Linked DNA regions of Mus musculus: region 1 is linked to region 2. The links are chromatin contacts, found by POLR2A ChIA-PET in ENCODE. All regions are on one chromosome and are shown on one strand. The core of a region is the stretch at or near the end of the contact, and the rest is flanking DNA. Distances in the headings are between cores, read along the strand shown. Region 1 holds the start of Desi1 (desumoylating isopeptidase 1). Region 2 holds the start of 1700029P11Rik (RIKEN cDNA 1700029P11 gene).

What was found. ChIA-PET counts read pairs that join two places held with the same protein, here RNA polymerase II (POLR2A).
Region 1: POLR2A ChIA-PET joins it to region 2 with 11 read pairs in embryonic stem cell. The contact joins the promoter of Desi1 here to the promoter of 1700029P11Rik in region 2. POLR2A ChIA-PET finds 5 or more read pairs at or near these places in 4 of 5 experiments (Patski and embryonic stem cell).

The regions. Positions count from the first base shown.
Region 1 is chr15:82,011,805-82,017,676 of GRCm38, reverse strand. It overlaps Desi1 (desumoylating isopeptidase 1), which reads left to right and starts at 1,457. Exons shown (of 6, transcript NM_134095.3): 1 at 1,457-1,799. The coding sequence starts at 1,712. It overlaps Xrcc6 (X-ray repair complementing defective repair in Chinese hamster cells 6), which reads right to left and starts at 1,308. Exons shown (of 13, transcript NM_010247.2): 1 at 1,202-1,308; 2 at 479-567. The coding sequence starts at 554.
Region 2 is chr15:81,975,992-81,981,833 of GRCm38, reverse strand. 1700029P11Rik (RIKEN cDNA 1700029P11 gene) reads right to left here and starts at 1,294. Exons shown (of 1, transcript NM_025503.4): 1 at 271-1,294. The coding sequence starts at 1,274. The coding sequence ends at 822.

The DNA.
Region 1 (5,872 bases), core at 208-2,707, 36 kb before region 2:
AGCAATGGTTAAGAATACTTGACGCTCTCTCACACACGATCCAGCTTCACTTCACAGAATGCACATGGAGGCTCACAACCACCTATAACTTTAGTAGCAGGAGATCCGACTCCCTCTTCTGGCTCCCTTTTGCACCAGACATGTACAGAGGTGTACACACATACATAAAATAAAAATAAGTAGATTTTTTTAAACAATCAAAAATATGTAAAAAATAAAGTGACAAATATTACCATGGACAGAGTCATTTATTGAAGATTAATAAATTCTCTATCGTGGTTAGTAAAAAAAAAAAAAGGAAAATAGGGTTAGGAATGTTCATAGAGTGAAATAGGATCTAAATAATAACTGTAAAACTCAAAGGGAGAAAAAATATTTTAGATTATCTGAGGAGAAAAGGGAGGGATATCAGACAACATAAAGTGCTCCCAGCAAAAAAAAAAGTACACAGCGAAAATCTTCCACACAGGCCACTTACCACCTGTGTCGGGGCTCTCCTCCTCCTCTTCCTCTTCCTCGCCCTCAGTTTTGTAGTAGGACTCCCACTCTGACATGTTGGTTTGCTCACTAGGTGAGAGAAGTTATGAATTTAAATGAAAAAAAAAAAAAAAAAAAAAACCAAGGCAGGTAGCTCTGTGGTAATGCGCTTTCCTACAGTGTACCCGGACCTATGCCACACACACCAGAAAAAAAAAGAGAGACAGACAGACAGACTTCTGGGTTCTCTTTAGATCTGTTCTAAATGCTCGGGTCACTAATAAAGAATGTGAATGATGGCTCCTGCTTCCTCCAAAGCTCTCCATATCATTGGAGAGGCAAGAGAAATGTGCATGGGGTCATTGCTGCAACAACCTCCCCTTGGCTATCCCTTAAGGATGCTGCAGGACCAAAATGGCTAGGGGTGAGGGCGAGGTATAACATAGCGGCTCAGCACTGAAGGTCCTATCTCGAGCTCCAACTGGACTGGGACGGTACTTGGTGCTCTGGCTGAAACATTCGTCTTCATTTCTCCCCCAACCTTCAGCTAGAGATTGGCTCAACCACCAGTCCTGTTCCGCCTTCTGGGGAGAAAGGAGCATGACCCAGGTCCTGCAGGTCGACAGCGCTGCTCCGTGGTGAGGCCAGGGGTCGCGCGACACTAAGCGTGCAAGCAAGCCACCAAGGCAGGCCTCATCCAACACATGTGGTGCGGCGAACCTACCTTAACCGCAGGCGGGCAAGCCACTGGGACAGCAGAAGGTGGGCACCACGTCCACGCGGGCTCCTTGTCTCTCGCCCAATCAGCGACGTTGCGTCATCACGCACAACACGCCCTTCGACCCTTCAAGCGGGCACGCCCACTCGCATTTCCCGCTTCCACCCCCTGTTCCCTAAACTGGAACGCTTGCGGCCAGAGAAAGCCCCGCCCCTCGCTTGAAGCTCCGCCCCCGAAACCCGTCAGCACCGAACGCACATGCGTGAAAGTGCGTCCCCGCCCCTGCCCCCTGTTCCGTGCGGAGTCTCTGGGATCTCTCTCTCTGTCACCTCACAGTAGTCGTTGCCGGTCGCGGGTGTCCGGGCGCGAGCAGCGCAGGGCCGCCTCTCCCCCGCCCTCAGGCCGGGCCCCGGCTCGGTCCCCCGCTCCCTCTTCTCCCCACCCCGGTCGGGTACCGGAAGGTCCAAGCCGCTGCCGGGTGCCCGAGGGCCATCGTGGCCGCCGCCACGGGTCCTGATGGAGCCGCCAAATCTCTATCCGGTGAAGCTCTACGTGTACGACCTGTCCAAGGGCCTGGCCCGCCGGCTCAGCCCCATCATGCTGGGTGAGGGGACCGGGGTCAGTGGGAAGAAGGCAGGTGGCCGCTGGAAGCGATCCACCGAGGGGGGTGGGGGAAGACGGGCCCATGGGTGGTAGGAAAGATCCACTAGGGCAAGGACAGTGAGGTGGGATTCCCTGAACCCCTGTCCAGCTTCATGATCTAAGCCAAGGAGACACACGCTCCGGCTGAGAGCAAGCTCCTCTTCAGCTAGAGACTGGGGCTAGCCGACTGATCTTGGTGGATTCCCCAAGAAGCCAGGGAACCCTGCTTCTTTAGCTCAAAGTAGAGAAAGTGAGGATACCTCCAGCTCGTGTCCCTGGTGGTGGAAGCAACACTGCAGACGAGATCCTCTGGTGTCCCTCGGAGCGACTGCCCTCCGCGCCAAAAGGAAATTCCCTCTGCAGTCCTTGGAGTGGATGGGAAGAGAGCGCTAGAGCGGTGGAAGGCTTGAGCCCTTGCCGGCTCCAGGTTAGGTCAAGTCAGGTCACCCTGAGCCAGATCTTGGAACTAATTACGTTCTGTCCGACGATGCAATTTTCGCTCAACAGTTAATTGCTTTTGACCAGATGGTAAGAAAGCAGTTCTGGGGGAGGACCGGATGCTGTATCGGTGAGGATATCGGTTGTGCTCAGTTCAAATGGTTTCATGCTGAGAGAGAAAAAGAGCCCTTCAGTGTAGGTCCAACTTCACTTCAAGTCAAATACCAAAATGTCTGTCATATAGGATTTGTCAGGCTTGTCATTTCAGGTAATGGTGGACAGGAATGGATTTCAGGGATTGAAACTGACATAGTTTTGCATCATTCAATAAATAGCTATAGTGTTTCCTGGAGACATTGGAGGAAGGCCTATTTCTTAAGGAACACAAGGGGCAGGGATCAAGGAAGCAAGGCAAGTTTTGAGGACATCCATTTGTGATGTGTCACTGAGTTGAACTTACTAATCCTTTAACCCTGGGGCAGCGAGTGGTTTCTAAATGTGGTTTCCCATCAGAATCATCTAGGATGTTCGTTAAAAACACAAATACCTGACTGAGGCTGTTGCTCACTCACTGGTAGAGTTCCTGCTTGGCATGCTCCAAGCCCTGGGGTTTGATCTCTAACATGGAAACAAAAAACAAGTGCATTCATTTCCAACATACATTGTCAGATGGGATGGGGTGGGGGGAGCTGAAAAAACTGTATTAGAACCAACTGGGTGAAACACTCCGATGATCCTAGTACTAAGGAGGCTGAGGCAAGAGGGCTGTGGGTTCAAGACCAACAAGCTGGGCTACACACACACCTGAGGGAATAAAAGAAGAAGAAAGGAAGTGAAGAGAGAGAGAAAAAGCTCAGGTCAAAACGGTTCCTCTACCAAAGAAACTGGTAGCAGACAGAGTGGAAGGAAACTTTGCCCTAAACTACTTTGTACTAAATGTGTGCACATTTTGTGAGTCTTACATGTGCGAATTGTGGAACCATGCTTCACAGATACTAAGCCAGAGTCTTTGGAAATATGTTATTTTTAATGAGTGTTTTGGATCATTCTTTATGTAGCCAGCCCATTATCCTTAGAGAGAGATTTGGACCTAAGTCATGGGTTGTTGGCGGGGGTTAGGGTCCGGTCATGACTCGGTGGTAGAGGCCTTGCTTAACAAGGCCCGAGCTCAGTCTCCCGCACACCTGAGAAGAAAGGAAGGCAAATCTGAAAGCAAAACCTGCAAGCATTCTTCTTGTTGTTTGTTTGGGGAACGTTTGAGCCATTGGTAGATTATATCAGTCAGGTTCCAGCTAAGTTCCTTGGAATGCAGCCATGTCTTCAGTTTTATCACAGAGAGGCATCGTTTGTTTCCTTGACCCATAAAGCGCCCTCCAGACTGATTTTTTTTTTCAAAAAGGTATTTTTTATTATTATACATAAGTACACTGTAGCTGTCTTCAGAAGCACCAGAAGAGGTCGTCAGATCTCATTATGGGTGGTTATGTGCTACCATGTGGTTGCTGGGATTTGAACTCAGGACCTTCAGAAGAACAGTCAGTGCCACCTTGCTACCCCACCCCCAGGCTGATTTTTATATTGGTCCTAAAACCTAATAATTATGTTTTTAGCTGAAAGAGACACTAGATATTGTTGTTTCATTAAACAAATAAGTGCTTAGGCAAGTGCTGATGTTTAGTGTGTTAATGTTTAACAAAGCTGGGTAGACTGGGAAAAGATGTTTGCAGACATGGAGCTAGCTAGTGTAGGAAATTGTGTGTGTGTGTGTGTGTGTGTGTGTGTGTGTAAAATAACAAACGTGATCTGTGTTGAATGCAAGGTAGGAAATAATATGAGAGACTCATTTTGAGTTTCAGAAGCTGTGGCTTTTAGGCTGGAAATACAGGATGAGGAAGAAGCAGCCCTCCATAAGAGTGATGAGGGAGTTAGTGTTGTAGATAAAAGGGTTGACCAGCCAAGATCTGGAGCCGGAAAGCCTGGCTGTTGGGGCTGAAATTTGCCTATGTGCAGGGTGGTAGTAAAGAAAGAAGTAAGGCAGGCAGGTGATGTATTAGACTCGCCACCCTAGCGTTTGGGCCTTGAACCCAGGTGCTTCGAGTACTCTAGGCAAGCAGTCTACCGCTGAGCTCCATGGCTAGCCCCTCTGTCCCTTTAAATAGATGTGATGGCTCCAAAAGGCACCAGCCAAACACGAAACTTCACGAATTTGGCCTATCAGAGATCACAGCCTCACCTACAAACTTAATTCTCCTTTTTCCTGTAGTGTTTTTATTCACTTTGTAAAACAAAGAGTTAGGGAAAGTCATAGTCATTACTTTGTAAAGCTAAAGATACATATGAGTGCGCACACGCACACGCGCACGCGCGCGCTAAAGTATTAAAACCAAAGAAAGTAGAAAATAGGCATCGCCTTTCTGTTCTTCCCTTTCACCACTGACCTTAAAGTTGCTCTAATTCAGTTAGTTTCCATATAGTGATTTCTCATTCCTAAATGTATTTGACTGTTTATTTGTTCATTTGTTTTTCAAGATGGTTTCTCTGTGTAGCCCTGGCTGTCCTGGACTTGCTTTGTAGAGCAGGTTAGCATTGAGCTCACAGAGATCCACGTGCCCCTGCCTTTCCAGTACTGACATTAAAAGGTGTGCACCATCACACCACCTATATTTGAACTTTTTCAAAAATTAATCTGTATGGGCCAGCAAGACAGCTCATCGTGGGACACTTGTCACCAAGCCTGACAACTAAATCTGATTCCAAGAACCTAAGGAGAAAATTGACTCCCAAAAGTTGTCTTCCCACCATCCCATGTGCAAAGTGAGTGCACAAATGTACACGCACATACACACATACACACACACACACACACACACACAGAGTAAATATGATTAATGTGTTTACTTATTTTTGTAAGGATTTCTAGAAGTATATAACATAATAATTGAGTACTTGTCACAAGCCAGCCACCCAACCCCCTTTTCCTGAGTTGCATCCACTAGAATCCTTACCACACCCATGTGAAATAGGTCGCCTGATCTGCCCCAAGTCACACCGCACACAGGTTGCAGAGCTGGGTTATGGACACAGAACTTATTTCACCATCTCTTTGCTAATACCAACAGTCCAAGATAATGTGTTCCCTTGTGACTAAAGTAGGGTCCTTGTCCTTAGACAGACGTCTCAAGGTTTACTGGAAAAGCCCTGGGCCAGATGGTCTGAGCTACTTTTCTAGCACAGTGACCATCCCCCGTCACCCTGCTTTTCCCAAAGCGAATTCCTGTTCCTTTACTCATGTACATTCCCCTATGTAAGATCTTAACCACGGGGCTGGAGAGATGGCTGTGTTTTTGCAGAGTACCTGCCCTCAGCACCCACATCAGCAAACTCAAGTGCCTGTAACTTCAGCTCCAGGGGACACGACACCCCTCTGACCTCCCCGGGTGCACACTTGTACACATGGGCAAATAATAATAAAGTTACTTTTTAAGATAATAACTTAAGGGCTGGTGAGATGGCTCAGTGGGTAAGAGCACCCGACTGCTCTTCCAAAGGTCTGAAGTTCAAATCCCAGCAACCACATGGTGGCTCACAACCATCTGT
Region 2 (5,842 bases), core at 45-2,544:
TGTACTCATATAAAATAAATCTTACTAAAAAAAAAAAAAAAAAAAAAAAAAGAGCATGGCTGGATAGATGGCTCAATGCAAGAGCATACAGCTCTCTTGTAGAAGACCCAAGTTCTATTTTCAACTCGGCTGCAGAGGATCTGAGGCCTCTGCCCCTCTCCCCACCCCCATCTGCACTCACATATACCCACACACAGACACAAGTATATACATAACTTATAGTAAACCAAACAAAAATAATTTAAGATAATTTAAGAATGCACTCAGAGGGAGGCTTAAGAACCATTTTATTATAGTTTAAAAGAAACATAGCGGGGCAGGCAATCTGAAAATCCAGGCCGATTCCAGAAGAAATACGGAGAAAGCCACGCCTTCTTGGGTTACATATGAAGTTTAGTAATGGAGGCTCCCAAGCAGCCCCATGGCAGAAGCAGAAGAGGGGGATACAAATAAAGCAAGAGAGCCCAGTACATCAATGGTGGGGGGAGGGAGCCCAGACATTGGCAAGTATTCAAAAGATGGGGAAAAGAAACAGATGCGTTTTGGAACTTAGAACTCCAGGAAGTAAGCAGACCACAAGGTGAAGGCCCCACAGGTGACTAGAGCCCACAGAGTTTCGGCCAAGGAAAATACATTCTCTCATTAAGGAGATAATTGTTCCTCCCATCTCTTTAGCATATTTAGGTCAATCAGTGTTACTGAGGTGTGGGCCCTTGGCCAAAAAAATTGACAGGCCTAGCTGGAGTAACACTCTTTTCTTCTTTCAATCCCTTGGGTAGATTCTCTGGGGAGTGAGCAGGGTAGCGCTGCTTAAGCCCCACTCAGTCGTCCTCCAGCAGGTTGATCTTGGTGGGGTCAAAATAGTTGGACTCCATGATGGGGAGGCCACTGGCCTCTCGGTGTTTCACCAGCATCGCAGCTTCCCGGCGGGCCCACTCGATCATCTTATAGTTTGGCACATAAGCCACAAAGGTAGTGCCAAGGACCAGGGCGATGGAAAAACCAAAGAAGAAGACGGCGTGCATATTCAAGGCATCCACCTTCGGGTCGTCGTCGTAACCATGGAAGTGTGGGTTCTTCAAGTACACGTTTTCGTCCTCGGGATCTGGGTCCTCCATCCACTGCACGGTCGGTTCTTCCTGCTCCTTTCGGGCCGCAGCGGACCGGGCGACCACAGCCCTGGAGGAGCTGGATTTCCAGCAAAGTGGGGCAGCCTGGAGCCGTCGAATTGCGGAAAGGCTGCGAGCGCACAAACTTAACCGCCAGGCCGCCATGACAGCTGCAGTAGTGGGGGTTGGATAGGCGGGGGCCGGAGGAGAAGATAACGGATGGCCTGACGCAACTTCCGTTTCTGGGGGCGGGGCATGTATTTCGGTGGTGTGTGGAGAATAGCTTCCCTTAACTGATATCTACAGAGCACTGACATCCTCCGAGATTATGGGAGCATTAGATGACACACCTAATGCTGACAGTCAACCAGCAGAGATGTAAGAGATGGAAGTCGGGTCCTCTGGAAGAGCTATAATAAGAGTGCTTAACCTCTGAGCCATCTCTCCAGCACCTACAATGTTTATTTTATAAATCAAGCACAGTAATAATTAGTAATAACTCATAACGATTGTAACAACGCTTCCTTGAAAATTCTTGGAATGTGGAATCCTCTCGGATTCTCACTGTACCACATAATGCTACACGTGATGCCGCGGGATGATGCAGGTCTGAAGAGGAGCTGGACTGAGGAAAATGTGGGCACTGGGACATGGGGCACCACCATCTTCCTCCTTGGACACAGGGACTGTGATACTATAGAGTCCCTAAATAAATAAATCTTTTATTTAAAAAAGGTGGGGGGGGGGGAGGCTGGAGAGATGGCTCAGCGGTTAAGAGCACTGACTCTGACTGCTATTCCAGAGGTCCTGAGTTCAATTCCCAACAAACACATGGTGGCTCACAACCATCTGTAATGAGATCTGATGCCCTCTTCTGGGGTGTCTGAAGACAGCTATAGGGTACTAACATATATAAAATAAATAAATATTTGGGCCAGAGCAAGTAGGGCCGAAGGGGGTGGGGAGAGGAAACGGAGCAAGAAGAAGGGGGGAAAAAACCCAAGGGGGGAAAAAGAGATTTATTTATTTAATATATACAGGTGCTCTGTTTTTATGCATACCAGACTAGGGAATCAGATTCTATTACAGATGGTTGCAAGCCACCATGTGGCTGTTGGGAATTGAACTCAGGACCTCTGGAAGAGCAGTCAGTGCTCTTAACCACTGAGCCCTCTCTCCAGTCCCATCATAGACTCTTAAAATGTCTCTAATAACAAACATTTGGGACATAGAACCCCCTATTGTCCCCAACATGAGCTGGATGGGGAAGAATACAAGAGATTTAGTGAGACTCTTCCGAATGGAAGAGTTCAAAAGCTACAAATTACTCATGTCTGGAATTTTCCCATGTAAAGTTTCTGGACCATGATTATCTACTGTAATTGAAACCACAGAAAAACCAGTGACTTCGGGATGAGCAGCGTTCATTCCTACATTTCGACTATAAAGAGCTGGTGCGAGGCCTGAATGTGAAGGAGCCTTGAGGTGATTGAGTGATTACTCACAGAAAGATGGTGTGTGATTGTGCTTTGTCAAGTCACAGAAGCAGAAGACAGAATGATGTGTGCTGGGGTTACTGTCCTGGGGTACAGAGCTCCATTTACTAGGTGAAGTGACCTGGGGAGGGGTTTCGGTAGTGGCTGCACACTGGGAATGACTTGCAGCCCCAAGCTGTAAGAGAGGATGACCTGGGAGTGGCTCACTGGAGCTCGTTGCCTGAGCATAGGCCTAGGGATCCCCAACACCAGGAGAAATCAAATGTAATGCTGGTGAATATTAGTGATGCTGACCAAAATAAAACAAAAACGATGCTCAGACAAACTCATCAATCTGTCTGGTATGGCAAGGAGTGTGGCCAGGGCTGAGAAGCAACCTCAGCTTGGGGAGTTCTGGCCTGTACAGTCCAGGACATGGTGCTTGAGTCCTGTCAGGCTGTGAGACCTTGACTGAGAACCTGGGACATGCTGACAGCAGTGTCTCCTTACAGCTGGGGCTGAGGGCCATGTGGCATCACTGACACCAGCAACAGGGATTTAGGCAAGTGGTCCCTGGTTACCTGAGTGTGACTTGGAGTGTGTGGAGACCTGTCAGTCATGTGGGTGCTCCATCTCTCTGGCACCCACCAAGTCCCTTGTCAATGAGGCTACTTGAGCTTCTCTGTGAGGAATGTCCTCAACCTGAGTCACACTTGGTAGATGGAAGTCCTGACCAGTGCTATCTTCTGTCACCCAAACAGGAGAAGTGCTGACTCTTAGCAGAAATCTAATTACATCTGTCCCTGAGACCCATGGAGTCCTGACATCTACCTACAGTTTGTCGTCACAAACTTAGTCACCATTGATAGCCCTTTATGGATGATATAGGGGTCATCTCTTGCTTGTTGCAGGATATTTGATCACATGGTGAACCCTGAGATTATATTATTTATTGAAAAAAAAAGTTTCTAGTTATTGTGTGGCTCAGCCCTTAGTACATACCTTTAATCCAAAACAATGAAGTTAGTTTGTAGAAGGAAGCACCCCATAATTGAAAGTGATGTCTAATTGGGTTGCAGGCCAAGTGATGAATCAGAGAAAGATTTGACAGAATAGGATACGCCCAACTGTCAACGAGAAGAGAGAGGAAGGGGAAGCTACTTAAGACAGCATCACAGAGCCGGGCATGGTGGTGCACGCCTTTAATCCCAGCACTCCGGAGGCAGAGGCAGGCGGATTTCTGAGTTCGAGGCCAGCCTGGTCTATTAAGTGAGATACAGAACAGCCAAGGCTATACAGAGAAATCCTGTCTCGAAAAACAAAACAAAACAAAACAAAGACACAAAAAAAGAAAAAAAAAAAAGAGTATCACAGACAGAAAAAGGAGAGGAGACAGTTTTACTGAGAGGGTTTTACAGAGACAGGTTGAAGAGAGAACAAGCTAGATACAGGTAAAGGCAGAACGAAAAGGAGCCAGAAGAATAAAACAGATAAGTCCGAGGCCAATCAGAGCAAAAAGTTGGAAGCAGGGAGAGGCCAGATTGAATCAGTCAGCTTGGAGAGGACTTTGAGCCAGAATACCAGAGTTGAGCCAGCAGGAGATCAGAAGGAACAGAGAAGGATGAGCTTAATCAGCAGGCTGAAAACATTGTAGGCTTAGATAAGGTTGTGTGCAGATGGGGCTGGGGAGACGGCTCAGCGGGTAAGAGCACTGATTGCTCTTCCATAGGTCCTGAGTTCAAATCCCAGCAACCACATGTTGGTTCACAACCACCTGTAATGAGATCTGATGCCCTCTTCTGGTGCGTCTGAAGTCAGCTACAGTGTACTTATGTATAATAAATAAATCTTAAAAAAAAAAAAAAAAGATTGTGTGGAGACTAGAAGCTTCCAGGACTAGGCCTAGATTAGCAGATGGAGGCAGTAAGCCTTTGAAACAACAATTACTACAGGAGAATAAAAACTACTTTTAGGCTGATGGCCTTTTAGATGTCTCAGCAGTTAAAAGCACTAACTGCTCTTCCAGAGGTCATGAGTTCAATTCCCAGCAACCACATGGTGGCTCACAATCTTCTGTAATGGGATCTGATGTCCTCTTCCAGTGTGTCTGAAGACAGCCACAGTGTACTCATATAAATAAATAATAAAAATTACTTTTACAGTCACTCCTAAAGGCCAACACAACTCTCCCCTCTCTTCTCTTCAGTTCATGGTACAAGTTATCATTTTGTAGTCCAGGTTGACCTAGCTGGGTAGGGGCAGGGTAGCCTTACTCTTGCAATCCTCTTTTTTCAGTCTCCCAAGTGCTGAAACTGTAGCCCTGTGCCAGCACATCCTTTAATCGCAGAAGTCAAGTTGTCTCCTGGGGAGAGATGAGGCAGGGGAAAAGGAAGGCTTCCTGAGTCCAGCATGGCTTGGTGGGGACAGGTGGAGAGTGTCATGGCTCTCCTGGCCATAAAGAATATTTAAACAATAATGTACAAATTTTATATTTCTCCTTTAAGGACTGTCCTCCTGTTAATGTTAATGACTCCACAAGTAATCAGACCACACAAGTCGAGGAGGCAAACGTGTGACAAAATAGTAAATGCTGGTACCTTCAGGACAGCCCTTAAGACTGTGGAAAAGGGGGGCTGGAGAGATGGCTCAGTGGTTGGGAACTCTGAGTACTCTTCTGAAGGTCCTGAGTTCAAATCCCAGCAACCACATGGTGGCTTACAACCATCCGTAATGAGATCTGATGCCCTCTTCTGGAGTGCCTGAAGACAGCTAGTGTACTTACATATAATAAGTAAATAAAAAGATAAAAAAACATTAAAAAAAAAAGACTGTGGAAAAGACCTCTAAAAACATGAGCTTAAAAATATATAATTTCCCAACTATGCAAAAACTAAGGATGCACCTGGCAGTGGTGGCGCACACCTTTAATCCCAGCACTCGGGAGGCAGAGACAGGTGGTTTTCTGAGTTCGAGGCCAGCCTGGTCTACAAAGTGAGTTTCAGGACAGCCAGGGCTACACAAAGAGACCCTGTCTTGAAAAACCAAAAACCAAACAACCAAACAACCCCCCCCCTGAAAACCTAAAGATGCAATATGAATTGTATAGGTGCTTCATGAAGCTAAAGGAACAGAGGCAGTCCCACTCCGAGCCAGCTTCTCAAAAAGATACAAAGGCAGGGAGATTCCTAAATCCAAGGTCAGCCAAAACACAGCCAGTCTAGGCAGTTCTCTAAATTCTTTTACAAAGTTAAAAGAAAA